2 separate regions of the Homo sapiens genome follow, and region 1 is linked to region 2. Evidence: chromatin contacts called from ENCODE Hi-C data. All regions are on one chromosome and are shown on one strand. The core of a region is the stretch at or near the end of the contact, and the rest is flanking DNA. Distances in the headings are between cores, read along the strand shown.

Evidence for each region. A loop is a pair of places that touch in the nucleus more often than their neighbours do. Pooled maps may share reads with other maps.
Region 1: a loop to region 2 is called in a pooled map, with 2.9 times the contacts of the local background. The contact joins two enhancer-like sites. A Hi-C loop is called at or near these places in 1 of 37 single-sample maps with no recorded cell type and 11 of 50 pooled maps.

Annotation. Positions count from the first base shown.
Region 1 is chr11:85,946,807-85,953,383 of GRCh38, reverse strand. No RefSeq gene overlaps it. Among named protein-coding and RNA genes, the nearest start is that of CCDC83, 95 kb to the right of the region's middle. RefSeq lists an enhancer at 5,289-5,338. Within about 2 kb of position 5,308, at least 6 of the 41 ENCODE cell types and tissues checked have a DNase peak (open chromatin) inside an H3K27ac peak, as active enhancers do.
Region 2 is chr11:86,438,003-86,445,316 of GRCh38, reverse strand. It overlaps ME3 (malic enzyme 3), which reads left to right. Exons shown (of 15, transcript NM_001161586.3): 14 at 2,398-2,496; 15 at 3,877-4,209. The coding sequence ends at 4,038. Among named protein-coding and RNA genes, the nearest start is that of CCDC81, 67 kb to the right of the region's middle. RefSeq lists an enhancer at 2,110-3,309. Within about 2 kb of position 4,821, at least 4 of the 41 ENCODE cell types and tissues checked have a DNase peak (open chromatin) inside an H3K27ac peak, as active enhancers do.

The DNA.
Region 1 (6,577 bases), core at 4,059-6,558, 490 kb after region 2:
TTGCCTGTTCAAAGTCTGTAATTATTGGGATGGAAAGTGAGCAACTCTGATCATTTTTAGGAGCACTGTAAATTGGCCAGCCCTTCCAGAAAGTCATAAAAATGTTTGTCTCCTTTGCTCAGTAATTCCACTTCTAGACATTTAAAGAAGTCCAGAAGTATTAAAAGAGCTGAAACTGGATCCCTTCCTTACACCTTATACAAAAATTAATTCAAGATGGATTAAAGACTTACATGTTAGACCTAAAACCATAAAAACCCTAGAAGAAAACCTAGGCAATACCATTCAGGACATGGGCATGGGCAAGGACTTCATATCTAAAACACCAAAAGAAATGGCAACAAAAGCCAAAATTGACAAATGGGATCTAATTAAACTAAAGAGCTTCTGCACAGCAAAAGAAATTACCATGAGAGTGAACAGGCAACCTACAAAATGGGAGAAAATTTTCGCAACCTACTCATCTGACAAAGGGCTAATATCCAGAATCTACAATGAACTCAAACAAATTTACAAGAAAAAAACAACCCCATCAAAAAGTGGGCGAAGGATATGAACAGACACTTCTCAAAAGAAGACATTTATGCAGCCAAAAAACACATGAAAAAATGCTCATCATCACTGGCCATCAGAGAAATGCAAATCAAAACCACAATGAGATACCATCTCACACCAGTTAGAATGGCTATCATTAAAAAGTCAGGAAACAACAGGTGCTGGAGAGGATGTGGAGAAATAGGAACACTTTTACACTGTTGGTGGGACCGTAAACTAATTCAACCATTGTGGAAGTCAGTGTGGCGATTCCTCAGGGATCTAGAACTAGAAATACCATTTGACCCAGCCATCCCATTACTGGGTATATACCCAAAGGATTATAAATCATGCTGCTATAAAGACACATGCACACGTATGTTTATTGCGGCAATATTCACAATAGCAAAGACTTGGAACCAACCCAAATGCCCAACAACAATAGACTGGATTAAGAAAATGTGGCACGTAATACACCATGGAATACTATGCAGCCATAAAAAATGAAGAGTTCATGTCCTTTGTAGGGACGTGGATGAAACTGGAAACCATCATTCTCAGCAAACTATCGCAAGGACAAAAAAACAAACACCACATGTTCTCACTCATAGGTGGGAATTGAACAATGAGAGCACATGGACACAGGAAGGGGAACATCACACTCTGGGGACTGTCATGAGGTGGGGGGAGCGGGGAGGGATAGCATTAGGAGATCTACCTAATGCTAAATGACGAGTTAATGGGTGCAGCACACCAACATGGCACATGTATACATATGTAACAAACCTGCACATTGTGCACATGTACCCTAAAACTTCAAGTATAATAATAATAAAATAAAGAAAAAAAAAGTACCTATGACAGCGGTTGAGATTACCAAAGGAACCACTGTGTGCCAGAGTAAGGGCCAAGGATGAGTCCCAGGGAACACACCCTTATTAAGGGGTGAAGGCCAGGAAAGAACAATCAAAGCTGGAGGCGGAGAACCAGGAAAGATAATTATGTCAAGGATATAACTGAAGAAGTAGGGAATGGCCAACACAAGTAAAATAAAGACCAAAACCTGCCCATTGGTTCTAGCAATTAGGAACTTGAACCTTACCCCTAGATATACCTGGGAATTGTCAGGGACAGAAGGCAGATCACATGGCATTGAGAAAATGCAGAGATATCAAAAAGCTATGAACTAAAAGAGATACTAAGCAAAAGACTGACCAAGGAAGATTTTTAGAAAGCAGATTGAGTTCTTCGTTCATCCATTCAATACACTGAGTGCCTTCAATGTGCCAGTAGTTCTAGGTGCAAGAATCAATAAACAAAACATAGATTCTTCTTTCATTGAGCTTATTTTCTTGTGAGAGTAGGCAATTAGCAAATATTTTATGACAAATGATGATGAGTGTTGTGAGAAAAAAATAGTAGAGAGAGTGATGTGAGCAGAGTGTGGTGCTGTTTGGGATAGGGTCAAGGAAGACCTTGAAGTCATCTTTGAACAGAGATACTAAGTAAGGAAGCAGGATGGTAAGATTTGGAGAGTGGCTCTCCTCCCCACATATGGGGGCAGAGGGCAGAACAAAGGCCCTGTTTCCCTAGTCAGAAACAGCACTGTCGCCAGCAAGGTTTGAACAAAGCGAGCAGGTTGGAGCTGAGGTCAGGGGTGGCAGTGGGCCTAGGCTAGGCCATGCTGAGGCTTGGATTTCTTTCTCAGTGGGGAAGCCACCGAAAATGTTGACCAGAGGATTCTTTAAAAACTTTTGTTGCTAAAAGGCTCGCTCTGGCTGCTGTATTATGAAGGAACTATAGGGAGACTATTATAACAGTCTTCCAACATGAGCAAAACTTAGCCCCTGAAAGCTGTAGTGAGCTAGAGGAGATAGCTAGGTGAGAGACAATCAGATAGGTTGCAAAATCAGCGGGAGAAAGGGAAATGCTGAGTGGTTAGGACTGGAAATGTTATGGGGTAGGAGATGGAAGAAAGGCAGATGAAGAGCCTGGAATATGGAAATACGCAGAGGACCATTTGCAGAAATCCCTTCCTTGGAGAGTATCACCATCACTGAGGGAAGCAACTACTGCTTGATGAGAGAGTACAGCATAGCAGTAATGGTGTAAACTCTGCCATGCTGTGTGTTTAAACCCCAGTTTGAGCAAGTTACATACTCTCCCTTTGTCTCAGTTTCTTCATCTGTAAAATTATCATAATAGTGCCTACCTCATAAGACTGTTGTATATAATGAATTTTTTAAATTTTTATTTATTTTTTTTGAGACAGGGTCTCACTCTGTTGCCCAGGCTGGAGTGCAGTAGCGCCATCTCCGCTCACTGCAACCTCTGCCTCCCAGGTTAAAGAGATTCTTGTGCCTCAGCCTCCCGAGTAGCTGGGATTACAGGTGTGAGCCACCACATCTGGCTAATTTTTGTATTTAGTAGAGATGAGGTTTCGCCATGTTGGCCAGCCTGGTCGTGAACTCCTGACCTCAAGTGATCCGCCCACCTCAACCTCCCAAAGTGCTGGGATTACAGGCCTGTGCCACCATGCCTGACTTGTATTTAATGAATTTAAAAGATACACTCAGAACATGATAAAGATGTGATATGTAATTACTGTTATTCTCACTGGGATGCAGAACAGCTTGTAGTCAAGAGCCTAGATTCTGGATCCAAATTACCTGTGTTCAAATCCTGGCTCTGCTCCTTTACTACCTGGAGAACTTTAAAAAGTTACTGAATTTCCCTCTGCCTGTTTTTTCATCTGTAAAATGGGTGTAATTATAGACCCTACCTCATAGGGTTATAATAGATAGGATCAGTATGTGTAAAGTGCATATAATAAGCACATTTAAGTGTTTGCTATTGTTTGTATTACTAAATTGTTGACATTGCCAATTCTGCCTTTTTACATAGCTGACCAAAGCCCAATGCCTGTGGAGATCCCATGAGTGGTTTTCAAAGCAGAACTTTGAACCCCTGACTCCACATGTCCTCACGACAAGCAGGAGTTCTTGGTCCTGGGGCAACTTCAGTAATATTATAGTTTGGTGTGACAGAACACATTTTTGAAAACAGCCAACCCCACACATAAGTATACTTAGGGCAACAGTTTAGATGCCCATAGATATTTTCTAAGTAGAATACTTTCTAATGTACTTTGAGCCCTTTTTAAAACATTTTTTCTTCGTATCATCCAGCCCAAAATGTCAATTTGTAAAAAAAAAATTTAACAGAATAAATTGCTTACCCAGCCCTATTTAATGTCCTAGAGACTAGAGACTACTTTTCTTTTCTTTTTCTTTTTCTTTTTTTTTTTTTTTTGAGACAAGGTCTGGCTCTGTCACCCAGACCAGAGTGCAGTGGCAAGATCATGGCTCACTGCAGCCTTGAACTTCTAGGCTGAAGCAATTCTCCCACCTCAGCCCCCAAGTAGCTGGGACTACAGGTGTATGCCACCACACCCAGCTAATTTTTTAACTTTTTGTAGAGGGGAGGTCTCACTATATCGCCCAGGCTGGTCTCGAACTCCTGAGCTCAAGCAATCTTCCCACCATGGCCTCCCAAAGTGCTAGGATTACAGGCATGAGCCACCACACCTGGCAGAGACAATATTTTACTATTGAAACCATTGACTTCTCATAAGGGAAATATTCAGTCTCTGTATGAGGATTGGTTTTGGTTGTGTATAACAGTAAACTTAAACTAACAATGATTCAAACAAGATAGTTTCTTTTCCCTCACACATGGAAGTGTGACTTGGTATGTGTGCCTACTCTGCCCCACAAGATTGTTAAGTGTCCACTTTTAGGTCTAGGTGTCTTGGTGTCGCACAGTCCTTAAGGTATTACTCTCAGGTGCACAATCCAATACGGCTAAGCAGCATAACCACATTCCAAGCAGCAGGATTCAGGTGGGTGGGGACAGGAGAAGAGATGACCCAGAAATTGTGCACACTTCTTGCACTTCTGTTCACATTCCATTGGCCAGAACTTTGTCATATGGCTATTTAAAAAAAAGCCTAAAGACTAAAAAAATGTATTTAATTTGAGTGACCGTGTACCAACTAAAACAGCTAAATAGATGATTATAGAAGAAGGGGGAGAGTAGTTTATTTTTTTCACTTATATTTTGTACTATTGCTAATAGGGAGAATATATTTAAAGACAAAATAGCAACCAGTGCCACAGTCCTACAATTTTTATTAGAAGAATTAATTTCATGAAGCTTTTTCTGATCTGTGACTTCAAAACCCATGACACATACTGCAAGTTGAGATCTGAGAAATCTTTTAAAATAATGTTTTAGAATTGAAATGTGTCAATGAAAACAAATACAAAAAACATCAAAAGCTTAAAAAAATGAAAACTAAGCAGATCCAAGCTGCTAGTGCTGAGTAAATGTTACAAGACATGTTGAAAATATGTACATTCTCACCAGATTTTAGGTCCAGCTATATCTCACGTTGACATTTCCATATAAATAGCATAAAAGTAAAAAAAGACACTTTTTAAGTGGCTAGGCGAAAATGACTGATGTAAAAATGAGATGTAACGAAGAACATTAAAGCTCTAAGGTTAATTACACACTTGTGCTAGAACCTCAAGGGAGGTCAGGGTACACCATCCCTCTGATTTGGTGTCTGAGGACTTTGAGGTAAAAGTGACTCGCTGGCCTCATTCAGAGTAGTCATAGAGAGGGGAATCCCACGTGGTTAATTTTCATTCTTCTTAGGAGGAAAATGTTGCAAGGGCTAGCATATTTTTATACAAAAAGATGGCAGTAACCCAAGAAGGCAAGAGGTCAGCGAGTTGACACAGGACTTGAGGAAGGAAATGCTGACAAAACCTTATGCTAAGAATCTGTGAGGATATCTGAATCTGCAGTTACTTTAAGACTCATTTGTTGTGCTGGAAATCTGAAAACATTTCTATTTAAAGATTCTTTAAAAGTATCTTAAAGGCTTTTAGCACTTACTCAGATCATAAGAACAGAATGACCTAAAACATAACCAACCTAAAGAGTCACGATACAAAAAAAAAAAAAAAGGCTTTCTGGGAACATGAGCCTCACAAAGTCATAGGAATAGGAAATGGAAATACTTAATCAAGTTAAAGTCACTAATATTTAGAAAGCCTCAGTTGTTCGAGGGTGCATTTCCTTGTGTCTGTTACAAAAGCCAGTTTATTCCAAGAAAAATACAGAGAACTGTTGTGTTGGCATCTAGTAAAACAAGCAAGGAAATCAGTCCTTTAACAAACAGCCCTTTGTTGCCATAAAACTAACCTAGCCTCTCTGTTCCCTGAATGGTTCTAGTGTCTGACTACATGGCTTGAGAAGAGACAAAAATGCCTGTACCCCACCTCCTGCTACACATAAGAATTTTGGAACTAGGTTTACTACTTGTCCCTACAGCCTCAAGTAGATCAGCAGATTCAGGATGGGCCCTTGGAGCCTACTGGATGAAGACCATGCCCCTATACCAGGGCGGTGACTGATTTGCTCTCAGCAAAAGACAGAGCGAGCCTTTGGATTAATAAGCATGTAGTTACCCCATATGCATATAAAACTATCATATATCTATACAAATTAAAACTTAAAGTGTGTAGAGCCCGGCTGTCATCATACTGGTTTGCACCTGACACCATGTGACGGATTGGACACAGACTCTGCTCTGTGTGCCTTTACGTGAATGCATTGCAAAGACAACCATACTCTTTGGCTACTTCCAGAGAATCTTTAGAGATTCCTGTTATATGTCAATTTTTTCAACTGCCATATATTGCATGTCTACTATGTGTAGGTTACACACTTTCTAATCCTTAAATAATACTGCAGTATGGGAATTAGGTTTGTAAAGTATAGTTGAGGAAACCAGGGTTTAAAGAGGTTAAGTGACCACCCAAGATGCAAAGGCAGCCAGCCTGACTCCACAGAATGTGTTTTCCCATACTCTGTCTCTTTACACCTCCTTAATTTCTTCAAACCTAGCTAATTTTTGGCCTAAAGTAAGCAACTTACTACCCTGAAGCTCAAGCTCCAACCACCTTGTTCC
Region 2 (7,314 bases), core at 3,572-6,071:
TCCAAGGCTGTGCAAATAATGTCTTCCAAAGGCTTTTCAGCTTCCCCCAGCCCCACGCACACTACTTATGACTTTGTGTTACAGTTCTCTGTTCCTCTTGTCTGAGTACTCTGTTTGTCTTTCTTCTCATTGCTATGATGGGTGTTCTTGTCCTGTAGCTGTGGGCAGAGCTGTGTGAAGTCCCCATTGGATGGAAAGAGTCACTTTCTGCTTGAAGTCAGCCTGAAAGCAAAGTCCTCTGTTGAGTAAAAACACAATTGCTACAGTCCTGCCTATATAATACCATGGGACATCCACACATCTGCCCCACTACCTCCAGTGCTGTGAGACAGTTCAGCTCCAACATTTCATGAACAGTGTCCATCAATTACACAGGAACCTCTCCTGGATCTACTTATTATCACCTGCTGTGAGCAAGATAAGGTCCCTCCCCTATAGGAGCTCACATTATGGTCTTCAAAGGCCTGGCAAGTTATATTTCTGAAAAGGGTACTTTTAGTGAAGATAATTTAAGTTGAATTTGATTTTCCCATGGAAAATTAATATAGACTTTAAGGAGATGTGCATTCACCACCTCCTTTCATTGTAACAACTCTGTAAAATAGGTAAAATTCTTACTCATATGTGAGTTTAAGTCACTTGCTCAAGATCGCTGGTCTTGTGAGCCCAGGATGGCTCCAGACAACTTGACTCCCTGCTGAAGAGCATTGCCAGTGCCTACCGTCTTAGATGTGATCACACATACCATGATATATCTCTTCTCAGGATAACTTTTCTAGATGCATATCTAGCCATGGAAATCTTGCTTCTCTCTTATCAATCCATCTTCTATACCTTCACAAAGAGAATCCTTCAAAACATAGGTCAGGTCAAGTCTCTCCCCTAATTTCAGACCTTCGTATGGCTCCTTGGTGCATACAGGATAAAGTCCAAACTCCTTCCCATGATTTCCATACAAGGCACTTCATCACCAGGCCCTCCTTTCCTCTCCAACCTCACTTTTGGTGTCTCCCTAACATCGACCTAACCAATGTGCTGTTTTCAATCTCTTGTCCATGCTCTCTCTCACCTCCCAGCATTTGCATGGGCCATTCTCTCTCCCCTAATTCATGCTTTGTCCTTCAGGTATCAGCCTGTGACACTTCTGAGAAGCCTTTCCTATACATGGTAGACAGGATCCTGCCATCCTCCATGCCTGTATGTCCCCTCTCATTGCACTCACCCACTATAATTGCTATAATCATTTGTTACTTGTCCACTGACACCAGTCTCCATAAGAGAAAAGACTATGGCTTCTCCACCATAGAATCCTTCCTTATATGGCTCCTCAGCACCTAGCACAGAGTCTAGACACTAAAAGTGAGGCTGAAGAGGAAAGGAGGGCCCAGTGATGAAGTGCCTTGTATGGACACCATGGGAAGGAGTTTGAAGGAGCCATATAAAGGTCTGAAATTAGGAGACAGACTTGGCCTTCTCTCTGTTTTGAAAGATATAGTAGAGCACAGTGAATGTATGACTGAATGAATGGAAAAGAAAGATGGAAGTGTGAGAAGGAGGTAGAGAGGGAGGCCCACTTCCCTAATATCTGAAAACATTGAGGGGAGACCAACTTCTTAGCCTTGTCACTTCTGAGACACACAGTTCTCAGAGAGCACCAGTGGCATTTCCCAAGTCTAAATTTAACACCAGAAGCCTCAGTGGGAGTAGATTCAGAACCACCACATTAAAGAGGCTGATTTGCAAGGCTGAACAAACTCCAGCATCTGAGCCTGGAGGATCAGGCCCTGTGGCAGATGAGGCTTAACCCTCAGAGGCAAGCTCTGAACCTGGAAGGGAAGCTACGGGAGGCTCTGTTCTCAGGATGATGTGCTTAGGACATTTATTCCAATAAGGTGTAAGACTCAATCACTCACTGGAGGAGAGGCCTTCCTCAGACTGAGACCAGGGCTGGAAGGAAGAGCTCCAGGAGACTGAACACAAAGACATAACATAGCCTAGATGGTCACTCAAGATGGTACCAAGCACGTGGAAGGAGGCTGGGACCCAGGAAGTGAGGGACCCAGGGATCCCTATGCAACAGGCTGGACCAGCCAAGAGGAGATCTCATAGCCTTTGCTTTGCAGGCCACAGATTTATTCATCTTGGCTTTAGTGATTTTCCTTTGGAATTCAGAGACACTTAATGTTGTTTTAAGCCTCAGCCAGTCTTATAGTACAGAAAGGATGTGTCCTCTCTTACGCCCAAGCATTAAGCTTCCCTGGTAACAGAGTCAACAGTTGGAACTGCAGTGTTTGACCAACTATGCAGGGTGGGGTGAGTCTCTGGGGTAACGGGTTGGGCTTGTTTTGGGAAGGCAGAGACTCAGCTTATTCCTCTCGGTTCTCTCCTTCTCCCCAGCAAATTGCCCAGGAAGTCTCTGAGCAGCATCTGTCCCAGGGGAGACTCTACCCACCACTCAGCACCATCCGAGACGTGTCTTTGAGAATTGCCATCAAAGTAAGGGGCATCCTACCCCTGTAATATGGGTAGTGAGGCTCAACCACTTTCTCTGTCTGTGACTTTAGGAGGGTTAAGGGGATGGAAACTGTGGAGACACTGGATCTCCTTGAGCTGCACTACCTGTAACCCAGAGGCTGGGTGACAAACTCTTGTTTGCAGCTTGAGCTCCACCCCAAACACCCACCCAGGCCAGTTCTGGGAAAGCTCCTGGATTTCCCCTAATACACCAAGCAGAAAGGTCATCAATGTCTGTGGACCAGAATATGGGAATTTTTTAGAAATGACTCATAAGCGCCCATTTATAAGAAAGGTCAGCTTGCATAGCATCACGGAAAAAGCTCAGGCTTTGGGGTCCCAGCTCTCCCAATCAGCAATGGTATAATATTGGCCCAATCACTTCACTTCCCTGAGCCTCAGTTTCCTCCTTCTTCAAAGGGCCAGTAGTTCCTCACTCTCAGAATTCTGGAGATTGGCAGAGAACAGTGAAAAAGCTCCATACCCAGTGCTCTCTCAGCCAGGGTAAATCTCTTTCTTCCCCTTTTTCTCAGAATGGCTGGCTATGGGGTGATCAGCTTCATGGAATATTCCAGACTATAAGACTGTGCAGAGATGATGGGTTTTCAAAGAATCAGAACATGGTGCAATAAGGACTGGCCCAACATTGATAATTGTTAAAGCTGGATAATAGATACATGACAGTTTATCATACTATTATTTCTATTAGTATGCATGTTTTACATTTTCTATAAGTTTTAAAAATAATTTCAGAAAATGCATCGTACAACAGCACACACACCCATGAGTTGTCTGGTACAGAATCCAGAATCAAGCCTCAAGATTAACAGTCCAGCTCAGGGTCCAGCTTCACCCCGTCAGTTTCTTCCTTTGGGCGATATTTAGATTCACATTCTCGTGAAGCCAAATCTAATACCCAGAGAACAGTGTCCAGGCTGTTCATCCAATTTAACCCATATTCAAGTGGAAAAAAAATCAGGTTCTGGACACATTTGCCTCTTGTCTAATTTTATCTTAACACTGCTCCAGAGAAAGGTCTCTTTACTCCCATTTTACAGATGAGGAAACTGAGGCTCAGCAAGGATAATATCAGCTCTGAGGACCCACAGGCCTTTGGAAGCAGGCAGAATTTATGCTGAAGCCTCTTGACCCTGGCTCAGTATTTATTCCACTATGTTAAAGCTGCCTGTCCAGAAAGAAAGCTTAAAATCCTTCCTATCCAGTTGTTTCATGAGCCATACTCATGAAAGAAACAAGTCTGGTTCCTTAAGGTGTATTCCCCTCCCCCATGCTCCCAAGCAAGGATCCTTAAGCAGGTTTCCCCTTAGATCCGGTTCCTTAGCCAAACATGTTTTTCTCTAGGTTCTCGACTACGCGTACAAACACAACCTGGCTTCCTACTACCCAGAGCCTAAGGACAAGGAGGCTTTTGTAAGATCCCTGGTCTACACTCCAGACTATGACTCCTTTACACTGGACAGCTACACTTGGCCCAAGGAAGCCATGAATGTTCAGACGGTCTGAGGCAGTCTCAGAGGCTAGTATGGGGCTAGATGAAGCCCAGAGTAACACCCACAATATAAATGGGTTCCAAAATGGCCCAAGTGAATCCTTGTCGCTGTGTTTTTTCTTTTAAACTTTCTGGTGTGAGAGGAGATGCCAAGGCATACAGTGAATAAAAGCCTTGTCTCTGAAGGCCCTGGGAGTTCACTTTTCTGAACCCTCCTCTGAGTTCCTTCCTAAGCATTTCTTCAACCATTAATCACCAACTACTGGCCAGGCCTTGTGGGAAATGCAGAATCTCATCTAGAATCCTGCCTTTACAGAGCTCGGGATCTAGTGGAGGAGATTGGACACAATTCATTTTGCCATAAGGGAGAAAGTGGTAAGTTCATGAAAGAACAGATAAAAACTGAGGGCAGTCAGAAAAGGGAGAGGATACTTCCTATGGAAATGTAAGAGAAGGCTTCAGGGAGAGCAGTGTTTACACTGAGTCCCAAGAGGAAAAGATGGGTGGGAGTCATGGGGAGATGAAGAATGTGAGCACAGCCACTAGCCAGAAAGCACAGCCCACCCATCAGGGAGTTTAGTCCATGTCAGCCATACACACCCTTCAAGTCTCGGCAGTGTGTGAAGGCTGAGTGGCTAACGGCAGCTCGCTAACTATTCAGGTCACTGCCCTGTGGGTTGTTGAGTCTTAGACATTCTTTTTTCTAAAAGGAAAACCAGAGAAATGTGGGTGGGGAGGGTCAGCCTGCCAAGCAGTGAGGAGGAAGAGAGGCAGTGAGAGGAACAGCACCATAGGGAGATCTAGGGAAGACTTGATTTCATTTTCCTGGCTCTGGAACACACTCTGGCTTCCATCCTTCACTCTCTGAAGTAGTTGAGCAACACAAAGCAGTTTTCTTAGTGAGTAATATCAGTCCATCCTGGGTGTTTCTTAGACCAAGTTCAGTGCTAGCCTTCATCTCTCTCATGTTCAGCAGAGCCCATATCATAGGGGTGGGGGCAGGAGAGAGCTTGCAGCCCCCTGAAATTAGATACTGCTAAGATGTTAAGACATGTGGAGATGGCAGCTTCCTGCCTCTAATTTCATTGTATAATCAAGGAATCAATAAATCATGCTTAGGGTCCTACTCCTGCTGCTACCTCAGCCTCAGGATCTCCACTGCCAGCAACGAATAGGTCCTATATGACCAACTCTCAAGGACAGGCTAGATGGACTATTAGACTTCTAGAAGAGTAATTAGCAGAGATACCACTCACTTCTTGCTCAGGTCTTATTCTTCCAAGAACTGCTTCCTTGGTGCTGGTGCTCAGCCAAGAATATCCTGAGAAAACATCCCTCCTCTATGATCCTTGGGATCATAGAGAATGAAAAACTATTCAGAAGAGAGTTTGAAGAGTGAAGCTGGAATCTGAACACCATGGAGTTTTTGACACTACCTTTTTACATCATGTCCCACAATTTCCTCTGTATCGCTGCTACATATCCTTTATAATCAATATAGTAGAAAAGAAAAACAATAGTAGAGAAAACAAATGAAAGCAAAATAGGTTCTTTGAAAAGATCAAATAAATTAACAAACTTTAGCTATACTAACCAAGACAAAAACAAAGAAGACACAAATTACACTTCCTTTGTTCCAGCCACACTGAACATCTTGCCAGCCCTAAGCACATGTGCTTTCAAGCCTGTGCTGATACTATCCATGCTTGGTCTCTCCTTCTGGGAAGTCCTTCCCTTCCCTTTTTTTCTCTTTACTGATTAAATTTTAGTTCACTCTAGCTTTCTGCCTGGAAACGGCATTCATCCTTGGAATTCAAATGCAATTGGCTCTATAGAGTAACAGAATTAATAACTAAATTAGAAATCAATAAACAGAAAACTATGGGAAATTCCAAAATATTGGAAAACAGTACATTTCAAAATAACCCATAGATCAAAGAAGAAATCACAAGCCAAGTTATATATGTTGAACTGAATTTTTAAAATCATATCAAAATTAATAAGATGTAGCTAAAGCAGTGTTTAGAGAGAAACTTTATAGCTTTAAATGTTGTCACGGTTAATTTTACGGCACCACAGGGTGCCCAGAAATTTGATCAAATGTTATTCTGGGTGTTGCTGTGAGGGTATCTTTGGATGAGAGTAACATTTAAATCATTAAACTAAGTAAAGTAGATTGCCCTCCACTAATTGCCTTCATCCAATTAGTTGAAGGCCTGAATAGAAAAAATGGATTCGCCCTCCCTTGAGTAAGAGAGACTTACTCCTACCTGATGCCTTTCTAACTGGGATATTGGCTTTTTCCTGCCTTTAGACAGGAACTATACCATCATCTCTCCTAGATCTCCAGCTTGCTGACTCACCCTGTAGATCTTAGAATTTGACAGCTTCCATAATCATGTGAGCCAAGCCAGTTCCTTATAATAAATCAACAGAGAGAGAGAGAGAAAGATCTTATTGGTTCTGTTTCTCTGGAGTACCCTGACTAATGCAAATTCCTATATCAGAAGAGAAAGAAAGAGAGAAAGGAAAGAAAAAAAGTCTCAAGTCAATAATTTAAACTTCCTCCTTAAGAAAATGGGGGTGGGGGAAAGCAAACAAAATTCAAAGCAAGCAAAGATTAGAGCACAAATCAATATACCTATAATAAGTAAAGAAATTAGTAATTAAAAAATCTTTCCCCCAAGAAAAACCAGGTCCAGGTGGCTTCATTGGTTGGAATTTATCAAATACTTAAGTAATAACACCAATTATGCAGAAACTCTTTCAGAAAATAGGGGAGGGAACACTTCCCAAATCATTCTATGATACTAGTATTGCCATATCAAAGCCAGATAAACATATCACAAGAAAAGTACAGGCCAATATCCTTCATGAATATAGATGAAAAAATCCTAAACAAAATATTAGCAAACCAAATTCAGCAACATGAAATTTAAAAATTACATACAACAAACAAGTGGGCTTTATCCTCAGAAACGTAGTTTTTTAACATTCAAAAATTGTTCAATATGGTTGTTCAATTACATTAATAGAATGAAAGACAAAAAAATCATATGATCATGCCAATAGATACGAAGAAAGCATTTGAAAAAAACCAACGCCCATTTATGAAAAAACCCTAAACAAAGTAGAAATAGAAAAGAACATCTTCAACCTAACGAAGGACATCTATAAAGAGCCAAAGATAACATCATATTTAATGGTAAAAGAATGAATACTTTCTCCCTAAGATCTGGAACAAGGCAAGGACGTTGTTTTTACCACTTCTAGTCAACACGGAGGGTGTT